Linked DNA regions of Mus musculus: region 2 is linked to region 1. A link is a contact called in ENCODE Hi-C or POLR2A ChIA-PET data. All regions are on one chromosome and are shown on one strand. The core of a region is the stretch at or near the end of the contact, and the rest is flanking DNA. Distances in the headings are between cores, read along the strand shown. Region 1 holds the start of Park7 (Parkinson disease (autosomal recessive, early onset) 7). Region 2 overlaps Camta1 (calmodulin binding transcription activator 1).

What was found. A loop is a pair of places that touch in the nucleus more often than their neighbours do. ChIA-PET counts read pairs that join two places held with the same protein, here RNA polymerase II (POLR2A).
Region 2: a loop to region 1 is called in a map of v-Abl transformed pro-B cells, with 4 times the contacts of the local background. The contact joins the enhancer-like site here to the promoter of Park7 in region 1. A Hi-C loop is called at or near these places in 1 of 37 maps with a recorded cell type or tissue (v-Abl transformed pro-B cells). POLR2A ChIA-PET finds 5 or more read pairs at or near these places in 1 of 5 experiments (embryonic stem cell).

Annotation. Positions count from the first base shown.
Region 1 is chr4:150,908,274-150,914,873 of GRCm38, forward strand. It overlaps Park7 (Parkinson disease (autosomal recessive, early onset) 7), which reads right to left and starts at 1,648. Exons shown (of 7, transcript NM_020569.3): 1 at 1,510-1,648; 2 at 45-150. The coding sequence starts at 134.
Region 2 is chr4:151,736,652-151,743,638 of GRCm38, forward strand. All of the region lies in intron 3 of Camta1 (calmodulin binding transcription activator 1), which reads right to left. Gm52710 (a long non-coding RNA gene) reads left to right here. Exons shown (of 3, transcript XR_003955315.1): 1 at 1-6,431; 2 at 6,576-6,764. Among named protein-coding and RNA genes, the nearest start is that of Gm52710, 3.9 kb to the left of the region's middle. Within about 2 kb of position 4,965, at least 1 of the 3 ENCODE cell types and tissues checked has a DNase peak (open chromatin) inside an H3K27ac peak, as active enhancers do.

The DNA of each region.
Region 1 (6,600 bases), core at 398-2,897:
CTCGTTTTTAAAACAGGGAGAGCTAGCCCATGAGGGGAACTCACCCCGGCTCGCCGCATGACATCCACAGGAATCACTGTCTCCATCTCCTCTGCTCCTTTGGCCAGGATGACCAGAGCTCTTTTGGAAGCCATTTCTATTTCTTAAAGACTTAAAAAAACAGGAAAAAAAAGTGTTCAAAATGTTGCCTCTGTAACAACCATCTGTTCACGCAGAGTAAATAACTTCTGTGTGACAGGTTGGGATCCATGGAAGCAAGCAGCTTAGATTAAAACTGGTTCACATGGCAGAGTTTCAGCACTCTAATCCCGGGATGAAAACAGGGTGGCTGGGGTGGGTAGTCTGTGGCTAAGAGCACTGGATCAAGGTTTAGTTCCCAGCACCCACAGGGCTGCTCCCAATTGTCTGCATCTCCAGGTCCAGGGGATACAGCGCCCTCTTCTGGCCTCTGCACATACATATATGCAAGCAGAATGCTGATACATCAAAATTAAATCCTTGCATGCCTTTAATCCCAGCACTCGGGAGGCAGAGGCAGGTGGAGTTCTGAGTTCGAGGCCAGCCTGGTCTACAAAGTGAGTTCCAGGACAGCCAGGGCTATACAGAGAAATCCTGTCTCGAAAAACAAACAAACAAACAAACAAACACCAACCAACCAAAATCTAAATCCTTTAAAAAAAATAATAAATGTGGGATTGCCAATGTGTGCTAGTATTCTTTGCATTTTCCCTTACTGTGCTTTCTTAGGACCAATCTCTAACGAAGACAGGTCACATAACGGGCCCTGCATATCAGTCACACTGTGGAGAGGCTGGTTTTCTTAAAATACTCTGAAGGAGGGAGGGAGGGAAGGAAAAGAATAAGAGAAATAAGAGAAAGAGAGAAGGGGAGGGGAGGGGGAGCGAGTCGAGCGCACACCTTTAGTCTCAGCGCTTGGGAGGAAGAGACAGAGACAGGAGTATCTATCTGTGAGTTCGAGGCCAGCCTGGTCTACAGCGTGAGTTCCATGATAGCCAGGGTTACAGAGAAACCCTGTCTCAAAAAACCCAAACCAAAACAAAAAAGCAAAGCAAAACAAAAAACCCCAAATCCACAATTTCACTGGTAAAAAACCAACTTGTAAATTTCGAAGGTTTTGTTCTTGTTGTTGATGTTCCAATAAACTGCTAAAATGTCAGGACCGGGTTGGGGGAGTCCAAAGGTGCTAAATCTCTGACCACACTGCTAATGATTAATAAAGATGGACTATCTCTTTAGGAGGTCAGCCCTGCTGCGGCCGGGAACAGCTAGCCGCCACTCGGAGGCACTTTCCGCGTGCTTTCCCTGCACGCTCCCCACGCATCACAACTTTGGTCAAGCCTTCCAGTAACTGCGCTCGCTCCAACCCGGAGGATGCTGTGCAGAGCCTGGCCCGGCATGCACTGCGGCCGCTGCCCCCAGCCCGCCCAGCCGGGACCCTCCGGGGCAGCGGGCGGATCACAGCCCGGCCTCTAGCCCCAGGGCGCTGACCTGCAGCCGCGCCTCCTCCACCCACGCGAAGCCACCGCTAGTCCGCAGGAACCTCGCACCCGACGTGTACCCAGCACGCATGCGCGCCACCCGCACTGAGGCTGCGCACAACCCCTCGCTTCCGCCTCGGCCTGCGTCATGTCCGGCTGAGCCCAGGCCCCGGGGTGGGGGTGGGGGGAGGAGCGAATAGAGGCTACTGCGGCTGCGCAGCGCTTGTACCATCTCGCCCCCAGACAACGGTACCGCCCACCCTGCGGGCGCCTGCGCAATTGCCCCTCTCTGCCTCTTCGACGTTTAAGTTGATAGTGGTTCCGAGTTTGAGGCCTGGCTGGGCTACAGCCTGAACCCCACACTTGTAATCCTAGCACATGCGAATTCACAGGCTGAAGTTCAGTCATTTTTGGAAGCCGTCTTACATTACGGTTTTTGTGGACCGTTTGCCTTTCTTGCCCCTTACTGTGACATCCCCTCTATTTGCCCCTGGCCTGCTAGTCTTCGTTCCACGTCATCCCAGGCCTGTCCCTCCCAGCTAGGCCTGGTCACCCTGTCCCCTGGGTCACAGGACGGTGTCAAGCTTTAAGAGCTCTTGCTGGTTTTGCAAAGGACCCAGGTTCGGTTCCCAGCATCCATTTGGGGAGACTCACCACTGCCTAACTCCGGATCCTGAGGATCTAATGCCATCTTCTGACCTCCACGGGCACTGCACTCATATGCACACAAATAATAAAATGTCCTACTGCACCCTCGGGTTGGAGCAATGCTATCATCTACGATAAGATAAATTATTTAATTATCTCATTTTATTTCAGCTTTTTACACTTCTGGGTTGACAGTTACTGTGTGTGCATCTCAACCTGTGCCAAAGGGTGCACGTGGAAACTCACAGAAGACCACTCGCCTTAGTGTGTTCTTTCTTTACTACAAGGTCTCGGATGGAACTCAAATCCTCCGGTGTGTGGCAAGCACCCTTACCTGTCGAGCCCTCCCACCGGCTCTCTCCTGAGTTTTTAATAGTTATCTTTCAGCTTACAGGAGGGAGACCCACCCTCACCTGGTCCTATCTGTACCCACCTCAGAGAAAGCCAGCTCGTTTGGCAAGTCTCAGTACTTTTTATACAAACCCCCGACAGGATATAAACTTGCTTTCCTTCCTATATGGAGATTGAATACCTCACATACATTGGCTGACCTCCATCATAGGTTCATATTGGAAATCTTATAAACTGGAAATTCTTTTTTTTTTTTTTTTTTTTTTTTTGGTTTTTCGAGACAGGGTTTCTCTGTGTAGCCCTGGCTGTCCTGGAACTCACTTTGTAGACCAGGCTGGCCTCGAACTCAGAAATCCGCCTGCCTCTGCCTCCCGAATGCTGGGATTAAAGGCGTGTGCCACCACGCCCAGCTTCAAACTGGAAATTCTTACAGTAGGAGTAGTTTAATTCTTAAAAATTGCTAAGTCATGTATATATACAATAAAACTTGGGCAACTGCTTTAGGAGTTGTGGAATGGACTGGTTCTTCACTATGTGCAAAGGGAAAAGACAGAGCCAGCCCCTTCAGCTTTGAAGGTACGGAAAGCTGGAGTGACAGAAAGAAGACCAGGACAGCTTGTCAGATGTGAGCTTCAAGATCCACAGAGGGTGTTGGGCTTGGTGGCTCATGCCTGCAACCCCAAGTACTTAAGTAAGGAGTGAAACCTGCCTCCAGGGGAACACAGGCCCTTGTCTCTTCCCTTAGGGCTTAATTCAGTGGTGCAGTCCAGGACCCCACTAGGACACTCCATGAAGGCAGCTTCACCTTGAGAAGGTGTGCATCTCCTTTCTGGAGTCTCTGGAATGGAAAGGCAGAACTGTTCCTTTTTCTTCTGTTTCTCTTTCTGACGCTGGCTTCCTCACTCTTTTCTAAAGCTCCTCTCCGCATCGTGTAGCTGCCTGCTACCATGTGCTGACCCCTGCAGCCATGTGCTGACCTCAGTGCCATCTTAACTTTTCTATTTTCTTACTCCGGGTAGCTTCAAGATGAATAGCTTGACTCTCTGGGGGTTTTCTTTTTTTTTTGTTTGCTTTTTTTTTTCCCCCCCCAAGACAGGGTGTTTCTCTGTATAGCCCTGGCTGTCCTGGAACTCACTCTGGAGACCAGGTTGGCCTCGAACTCAGTAATCCGAATGCCTCTGCCTCCCCAGTGCTGGGATTAAAGGCGTGCGCCACCACACCCAGCTGGGGTTTTTCTTTTAAACTCTGCTATATTATCCTCAAGCTCCCATTTGATCCAGTCTTAAATTATTTTAGTAATGAAGAGATCCTGATTATCCACAGTCTCTATGATAACTCCACAGAGACTTCCCAAGATCTGTGGTAACTCATCCTTCTGCCTCCTAAGTCTCTAATTTGCAGAGATTATGAACCCATTCCTGCACCTCTAGACAGGATCATTTGGAAAGTTGAGGCAGGATTTCCAGTACCAGGCCAGCCTGGGCAACTGAGGGAGAGCCTGTCTCAAAGCAATAATGTGGCTAAAGCTGTAGCCTGCATAGCCATGGGTCAGGGCCCCTCATTCCAAACTCCAGAGCCTAGAAGGAAGAACAAGAAAAGGAAGGCTCTGAGAGGTTGGCTGCTGTGGCAAGAAACAAACTCAAGAAAAAAAAAAAACAAAGGTAAGACCCGTGGTGGGCTGGTGGCAATGCCATGACAACACTTTGAGGGGACACAGAAGTTCACACTCCTGACATCTCCACACCACCAGCAGGAACTGAAACAGAGCAGTCTGGTTTTATCCAGTGAATACCCTGTGCACAGTTTTAAAACACACATATTGGGGTTGGAAAAATGGCTCAGTGGTTAAGTGCAGCAGAGAATCTGCATTCAGTTCCCAGACCTACATTGGGTGGCTCACAGCTGCCTGGAACGACTATGTCAAGGGCTCCCATGCCACTCTCTGACCTCCAAGAGCATTTTCACTTGTATGTGAGCACATGCACACACACACAGGAGCACACACACACAAACAACTACACAAAAGAAGAACATAATTAAAAATAAATATTTTTTAAAATCCTGGAATGTTGTTACTTCTGGGAGTTGGATTATCCCTGTGTCCCCAGAAATAATCCTTCCCCCTTCCAGCTGCATGCAGGGTGTGCTTCCTTCCCTTCCCTCTGCCAGTCTTGCCAAGGCAATGTCAGCCCAGGACTGAGCAAAGCTTTGGAGAGCCATGGCCTGACGGAAAGCAACTGCCATGGTTCCTCAAATGACACCGGTGGAACAACAGACTTTGCTATCAAGTAACTGCTGACTGACACAGCAGGAGCTCATCGCCCACCAGTCCTTCCTACCCCAACTCTTTATTCTGCCAAGGCTGGCCTCATGGTGATCTGCCTTCCTCTGCCTCTCAAGTGTTGGGGTTAAAAGCATGTGCCACACCCCCGACTCGGTCTCAGGACTTCTAGCTAGGACGCTGTTTGTTTTCTCTTTGACTTTCGAAGGTGTCTGTCTGTGGTGGTTAATATTGTCAACTTGACAAGACGTGGACTCTGAGCACTGGTGTTCACGGATCTATTGCTTGTGTGACCAAAGCTCAGGCTCCTGCAGGGATGTCTTTCCCTCACGACGGGCCAGGGCCCCTCCAACTGTAAGCAAGAATAAACCGTCCATTCCCTAAATTACTTCTTGTCAGGTATTTTGCCACAGCAAGGAGAGAGTGACTGATACAGTATCATAATTTTCATTTTACAGATATGAAGAGGAAAATAAAATGACTCTATAAGGTCTTGCAGTCTTGGGCAAATTTTGATGTTCTGAAGCCAAAATTCACACTCTGCCCACCACACACAGGCTGCCAGTATTAGTTAATACTGCCAGTAACGCCCAGGACAGCTCAAACATATTTCTCACTACGTATTCATAGAACAAAGCCAAAAAAACCCCCAACCATTTACCAAAATATACTGCTGTAATTCTGGTCATGACGACGCCCCATGCCATCCACCAACTTTTTCACCCAATGTTTCTCAGGTCATTATGCATTGTGGGGAGACGTACAAGCTAAAACCTCCCTTGGGTTTCAAGTAAGTCGGTGAGTTGAAGCAATTGACATATTTAATCTCATTGCTCACATCAGGACTGTTGTCTGTGCAGATCGTGACTGTAACACAGGCCGTCTGTGCAGATCGTGACTGTAACACTGGCCGTCTGTGCAGATCGTGACTATAGCACGTGCCATCTGTAAGCGGGAAGTTAACATTTTCAACTCTTTAATGCTTCCCTTAATCTAAATCGCAGATATCAGACAGAGGAAAGGCCTTTGGGACCTTTACCAAAAAAAGAAAAAAAACTTTTTTTTGAGATTGTCCCACATTGCAGTTCAGTGAACTAGAACTCGAATTAGCGGGCATCCTCCTGCCTCTGATTCCCGGGTACTGTGCATCAAAGACCTGTGCCACCACGCCCCGCTGATATTCCTGTTTTCAATATCGCGGAGAACTTCCCCCTCGGAGCCCACGAAAGGTCAGGTCGGCGCGAACGGAGAGTGGGCGAGCTCTGACCTTTAAGGCCACGCTGGCGCAGGGGGAAATTCTGACTCGGAGACCTGCGAGGGGACTAGACCCGCCTCGCCTCGGCCGGGACGCTGTGAACGCTTCTCGGGGGTGGACCACCCAGAACGCCTCCCACAGAGCAACGCTTGCCGGAAGTGAGTCGGCTGACCGCCAGAGGCGCACGGCTCACTTCCGTCAGGGCGCTGCCGTCGATTGGCTGAGCCTAATCGTAGTGGGCGGGCGCGCGAACTGCTCTTGCGGGACTCAGTGCGCTTGCGCAGCTTCACTCCGACCCGGTTCGCAGCCGGAAAGTTTCTGGGGAGGACACTGCGGTCCCTGGGCACCCTGGGGTTACCGAGTACCGCGACCTTGCGGACTTCCGGGGCAAGAAGGCGGCTTGAAGGTGGGACGCGCTTGCTGCCGACTACTGCAAATGGGCTGGCCAGAAAATGACAGTTTACCGAATTCCCTTTCTGCTTTTTACTGTTAATTCAACGCTTAATTAGCTCATTGAGGACAAGTGGCCCGACCTTCCTTGGGGAACAGATTTTGACACACAGTCA
Region 2 (6,987 bases), core at 3,715-6,214, 830 kb after region 1:
GTATAGCAATTGCCAAGCAGAGTGCACGGAAGCTAAGACCCAAGGCAAGGAAAGGGACCTGAAAAATCTGGGGGGAGAAGGGCAAAGGGGCATCTTGCCTTTGTGCTGCACAGAAGGAGCACACCCATGAAGGGAACTGGGTGTGGCTGCAGAGGACAGAGCGGGTGGCAAGGAGGCAGGGTGGGAGGCGCTAGGCTCTGTCCTAAGAGCTCAGTTTAGAGCCGGAGGCCCTCAGCCAAGCCACGAACTCAGAGTTCAGCATGAGTTTCGGGACTCGCTCCCGGTCTGCACATACACGTTCACAGTGCCATCATTCAGAAGGAACCCAAGGGTCCACTTATGGACAAACCAACAGATAAAACCTGTAGGATGCTTAAAAAGAGTGAAACAGTGACACCGGCTCCGGTACAGATTGAACCCTGAGAGCATGATGCCAGGTGAAGGAGCCGGTCACAAGTGGACATGCGCTGTGTGGTTCACGCAAGAGAACTGGACATGCGCCATGCGGCTCGCACGTACGCATTTCCACGGCAACCAGAGTCATAGCGCTAAAGCAGGGTAGGCCCAGGGGCTGGCAGGGGCGGGGGTGCTGGGTGTGCACTGCAGAGTTTTGGAAAATGAAAGGCATTTGGAGAGGGATGACAATGATGGTGGATGCATGGCAAGGTGACTGCACCTTCTGCCCCTGGACGGGCTAGCTCGTGGTCATGTACATGGAAAATGTCCTCACATTTAGATGTGGCCATCCAATGTTCGGTAGAACAGGGATAACATGCGTGTAGTGGTCAGCATGCTGCCCTGCTGGTCAAAGGTCCTCAACAGAAATCACTAGAAGCTGAAGGACTACATCATCCCTCACATATTCTACACTAACCAAAGCTCGCCCAAGGGAATCGTGTGTCCAACAGCAGCAGGCCAGAGTCCCTCCTACCCTAGCTGCCCTGTGCCGCCCGGATGACCAACCCTCTAGGGAGAGCATGCCCTACTGCGCTCCTCTCAGCCAGCTCTCCATAAAGAGCCATGGCCTGGATGCTGGACTTCACCCACCAGGCAAACGAAAAGGAATATAAGACCGTAAGCCTGCATGAAATTGCCCAAGCACATATATAAGGCTAATGCCACTGCTATATTAAAATACTAAATTCATTTTTATACTTTTTTATTTAAATTGCTGGGGCCACTTGCCATGGTTGATTAAAAATTCTGAACAGGGTGTATTGTGTGAGCCAATTATGAAAGAGTGTATAAGTGCTGTGAACATTACTTGGAAAGTACAGGAAACCATTTGTAAAATGAAAATTCTTCCTTTAAAAAAAAAAATCTGTTTAAAAGGTGAGAAAAACCGGGCCTGGTGGCAACTGCTTCTAATCTCGGCCTTCAGGAGGCAGAAGTGGTAGGGTCAAGGGAGGAGCCGGAGGTGAAGGTCATCCTTAGCTATAAAACTAGTTCAAGGGCAGCCTGGGCTACGGGAGCCCATGACAAAGTTAATTTAATTAAAGAACAAAAAAAGAGACGCAATGGAGGCAGAGGCAGAGGCAGAGGCAGAGGCAGGGGCAGGGGCAGAGGCAGAGGCAGAGGCAGAGGCAGAGGCAGAGGCAGAGGCAGAGGCAGAGGCAGAGGCAGAGGCAGAGGCAGAGGCAGAGGCAGAGGCAGAGGCAGAGGCAGAGGCAGAGGCAGAGGCAGAGGCAGAGGCAGAGGCAGAGGCAGAGGCAGGAGGCAGAGGGGGTTTGCTCTGAGCCTGTGCAGGCACCAAGAGTGGCAGCCTAGTGGGCGTGGCTTCCCCAGGCTGGCTGCACAATCCTAGCCCACCAAGCTGGGCCCAGGCCAAGGTTTGTTTTCCATCCTGAACTTGTTTCTCCTCATCCTGGAGCTCGTCCATGCCTGAACTTATGAGAATCCTGTCGTGCAGATTCTGTTCTGGCTTTGAGAGGGAAGCCAACGCACTTTGGCTCTGCAGCTATCCCTGAGCTGGAGGAGCTAGCTCCCAGTCCAGAGGAGACATTGATTCATGCACTCAGCCAGACATCGGATGGACTAGCAGACAAGCTACCAGCCCGGCTGGATCTCACACTGAGGCAGGGGGATAGCGAAGCACAAACGCTTTGGGAGAAAACAGTCATTGTGAAAGCAAATCCCCATGCTATGAACATGCTGGATGTCCTTTCTAGCTTTGGCATATGGAGAAAACTTCCACGAGGTGGGACCTGGGCAGAAAGGAGGACTCGCACGATCTGTCTGACAACTCGGATCGAAAGGCACCTGAGCCCATGGAGAAGGGAGCTCTTGTCTGTCACTGGGAATCAAGCTGAAAGGGGCCCTGAGGTTGGAGACAAGGAGACAAGGAAACAGGCTTCCGGCAGACATGTTAGAGCTCCTTCCTGGATGCCAGCAGGCAGCACAGAGTCCCGAGCACCGAGCCTGCGGGGCTGCCAGCAGCTCCAAGGCCTGTCTACACATCACCATGGCGATTCCCTTCCTTGGGAAACAACTACGTTTGTTTTCTTTTCCATATTTTGGACGGAGGCCATTTGATAATTACAAAATGTACAACCCATAATGTGTCCTAAACTGTCTCTGAATAGTATGTGGTTTTGAAATAATACATAAAAAGCTTAATAAAAATTAATGTGGAAAAGAGACTCATCAGCCTCAGCTGGAAATAAAATCAGTATTAATTACTTTGCCCGCAGTCACTCTGATGAGCTAGAGATGGCAAGACCGTTTCCCCCATGTAGGAAGGGGATGTGGAGCTATCCCTGCCCCTCTGCCTCTCGAGCCCCCAAGGTCTCATCAGCACAGTCCTGTGTATCATGGTACCTCTGTAAGGTTCGCTATGCATGTCTGTATTGGGTTCCAGGGAAAGAACTGTATGAGGGTGGAGCTTGACATGGAACACGTGACTATGAGGGCGGAGCTTGATATCAGGACACACCTCTATCTGCTGGAGTATCCTTGAGAGGTTCATATTCTCGGACCTAGCAGTCCCCAGGAGCTAGCCGGAACCCCAAACCTTGCTTGAGCACAGAACTGTAGAGCATCAAAGCAGCAGGTGACAAATCCCCCACCATCCGTGACCACAGCCCTGTTATGTGTCCGGGTAGCTCAGCCAGGAAGCGTGAAGCCTGAGTTCTGGCTAGTCCACACCCCAGAAAGCCACAAACCAAGAACGCAGATGGGCTGCTGGGTGCCATGGAGACCTTCACAGCCATTTGTCAAGGCTGGGGTTCAGGGACTCCTGCCCCTGCCCCACTGCAGCGGGGGGGGGGGGGGAGGGGCTGGACTGCTCCTGCTATGATGCCCCCAAGCTTCCAGTACCTGCACTCCAGTGAACTTCCTTAAACAGCCCACCCACCCAGCAGCCTGTCCTCCAGAGGAGATGGGGTCCCTCCTCCCACAAACTACACACGGGGGAGGGGCATACAGGAGCTGGCCTTCAGTCTCAGAACTCCTGACATCCTTGAGGATATTTTATTGACAAAACCACACGGTTGGCCTGTCTCTCCCTTTTGTTATCCCTTAGAACTTTGCTGTGTTCCTGTGAGGTCCGTTAATGATGAGGTGTAAGTAACAAAGTGGACTCCAGGGTCTGGCTTCTAGCTCAGTCGCTTCCGGAAGCCTCTGCACAACAGATCACCTGTCTTGTGGGATTAAAGGAGACAACCGATTTAGATGATTCACCCAAGAGCCAAGTACAGGATAAATGGCAATGTACATTACTAAGTGAGATGAGATAGTACTGATTATGGTGATGATGCTGGACATAAAGACGATGGAGATGAGGATGGAGACAGAGATGATGGTGATGACAGTGATGGTAATGGTGATGATGATGATGATGGAAGCAGAGATGATGGTGATGGTGACAATGGTGATGACGGTGACAAGGATGTTGATGGTGGAGAGGATAATGTCGATGACATCAGTGACTGACAGGGACCCGATGACAGCAGTACTATGGGGTACCATGACAGCAACAATGACACTGGTATACAGGTAAAGCTATGGTGGTGATGACGGCAGTGACTGTGATGAGTGAGATGAAGATGGCAACCGTGACAACAGTCATGATGATGAAGACGATGGTAACACTGATGCTTATGAAGACCATGGGATGCGCTCTCTGGCTTTTAGGCAAAGTGCGATCCAGATGACCAAACACTTGAGGGCTCAGAGCTCTGCTCATGCCCAAATCTGCAAACCTGAGCTCAGCTTCCTCCCTCAGTCAGGTCCTGCAGGCTCAGCAGATGCAATCTTGAATCCTTATTCATCAAAGAGAAGGGGGGGGGGGGAGTCCCTCCCTGCACTGGCTCACATCCACTGACACCTCTCTCCAGTCACCCCATCCACAGGCTTCCACTGCTGACTGGCCACCACTACTGCTGCCAGCCCCATCAGAAAGGTCCTACGCCATCCCTGTCCTAGAGTCCTAACTGCACCATCCCCGTCCTGAAACCCTATCTGCCGTGCCAGCTGTTTGTATCCCGCTTTTGGTGGGATTCCATCCCTTTGGACTAAATACCACCACACACAAAACGCTGTGTAGCTTCTCTGGATAAGAAGAGAGACCATGGGAGAGCTGCCATCATAGACACTGCTTATTATCTGGGTTATTTTTGTTGCAGCCAACACAACCTAGGCATAAACAAACAGCATAGAGTCCCAGGAGCCAAGCTGGAATCCCCACAGGCATCACTTCGAGCAATCTGATGTGCTGCATGCAAGACACAGTGCAGAACGCCACTGCTCAGCCTAGAGTTCCAGTGAGGAGGGGCAGGGTCTGGGAAGCTGTGTCTCCACCCGCCCATCACTTCAGTGTTAAACTTCCAACAGCCAGAGTTCATGACAACAGGAATCTCAGATCCAAGTCTCCTTGCACTGAGATCCTAAGCCCATCCTTCCGAGCCGAGAGAGTCCAGCTAGGGCTCGCTCAGCCTCCCTCCATCCTTGGATGGTGCTGTTGGCTATTCTCACACCCAAGCATCTAGTGTTAGCCTTCATTTCACACTCCAGGAAGGGGGAGGGGGGCGGACCCACTCATATCTGGCTCAGAAAGGCCTTGGAAAAGTTTACTTTTTTGTAAATGTTTTCTTTACCAAAGCCAAATCCCAGAGCCGATGTGATGTGCGGTGGATTAGACAATTAAAGCAGGCGCACAGAATACAAATCTGAGTTTGTTCAGCTGGGTCGAGAGGATCTCGCCATTTCCTTCCTCCCCCAAGTCAATTTGCTCAGAGAGCGGCCTTCTCTCCAGATAAGCACATTGACTTTAAAATAACGTGCGTGCCAACAGCTGCAGCGCTACGAGAGAGCAGACAGAGCCATGGCAGCGAATGATAATTAAATATATTTTCATCATCCGTCATTTCTTCTTCTTCTTTTTTTTTTTTTCTGCAGGTGCCAGGGTAATAAATCTAAACTCGCCTCTTTTGTCAGCTGGCAGTGAACACATTTTAACTTGAGATCTCTTGGGAGGAATTAAGAGTCACTTGGCCTTGTAAAGGAGAAAGGGTTTTTACTTCCAAACTGCCAAGTGGGGAGCTCACAGCTGATTGGCTTCATGATACTTTATTATTTGACAATATATACGCGTCAGGTTGTATTTCAGAATACCACACCTACAGGATAACCAGGGCTCCAAGAGATCCATCATCGGATTCTAGAATAAAAACCTATTTGAGAAGATTTTCACCACTATTTCTTTTTATGAATCCTAGATTTAATGTATTATTGACTTAGGTTTATTCCAATATTTTAGAACTTTTTCAGCATTCTTCAAATCCCCCCACAGCCCTTTTTCTCCTTGTAGCACTTCACAGGCAAAGCTGGTGCTGCGCCGCCTGCAGCCCGAGTTAAGTGTTTTCGATTGGCCCGAGGAGTTTGGTTGACTTTTTATTTTGACAGTTTAACGGCTCCTGCTCCCCAGGGGCAGCCTCACGTTCCTTAGTTTGCAGCCTGATGGAACTGCACCCCAGCCTCTCTGCCTTTCTTCCCTCTCGCAGCAGCAGCAGACAGGTCCTCTGTAAAATACCTTCCCTGAAGGGCAAGCCTGGTTACAGCCACCAGGGAACGCAGAGAAGTCAGAGGGGAGGTGGGGACTGGCAGAGGGTGGTGAGGCTGTCGGCTGGGCCTGTGGGGCCTCAGGTGGTACCTGCCCATCACGAACCAGCCCGGAGTAGTGGGGAGGGGCTTGTCAGCTCGGCCAACCACACCCAGAGGTGACTGGATCACTCAGCATTTCCAAGCAACTTTTCCCCTCTAACTTTTCTGGAAAAGGAAACCCTCGCCTTGTCCTCCATCTATGAATCCTCAAACACTAACGCCTAAGGCTGGTGACAAGGGACAGGTGAAGAAGAGGAAGGCTTTGAATAGGCTTCCTTGGCGGGGAAGAAACGACTTTACTAAGCTAAGAAGACCAAGGACCTTGAACGATGGTAACTTCAAAAGCATAGTTAAGGTTTTCAGGTCTTCACTCCTCAGATGAGACCTGATCTTGGGGAGAAAAAAAATATACAGAAACCCTAAGGGTACCAGATACCTTTATTAAACATTAAACCCCCCGCACTTACTGGTTACAGGTGGGTCCCACAGCCATTCCACACAGTGGGGTGCTACCTGACACAGTTCCAAAGGAGACACTAGGGAGAGCACAGCATTAGGGGCTCCCCCATCAAAGCCCCCGCAAGCTTTGATTCAGAAGCTGAGAAGCCAATTCGGGAGGCCATGTGGATATGAAGAGGTCTCGGAAGAGCTGAGAGAACTGGAAGGTAGGTGAGAGTGGGGACAGCCTTTTGTCAAAGGATCCAACGCCGTTAAAAGTGTCAGGACAGTGTAGTATTGGCTTAAAAATAGACAAGCAGATCAATGGAATAGATCCAGAAATAAACCCTCACAGATAGGGACAGATCGCTCTTCACAAAAGAGCAAACTGTGGTGCCCCGTGGGCCTCCTCCCAGTTAACTAGCAGGATGCTGAGGTAACCCGATGCTT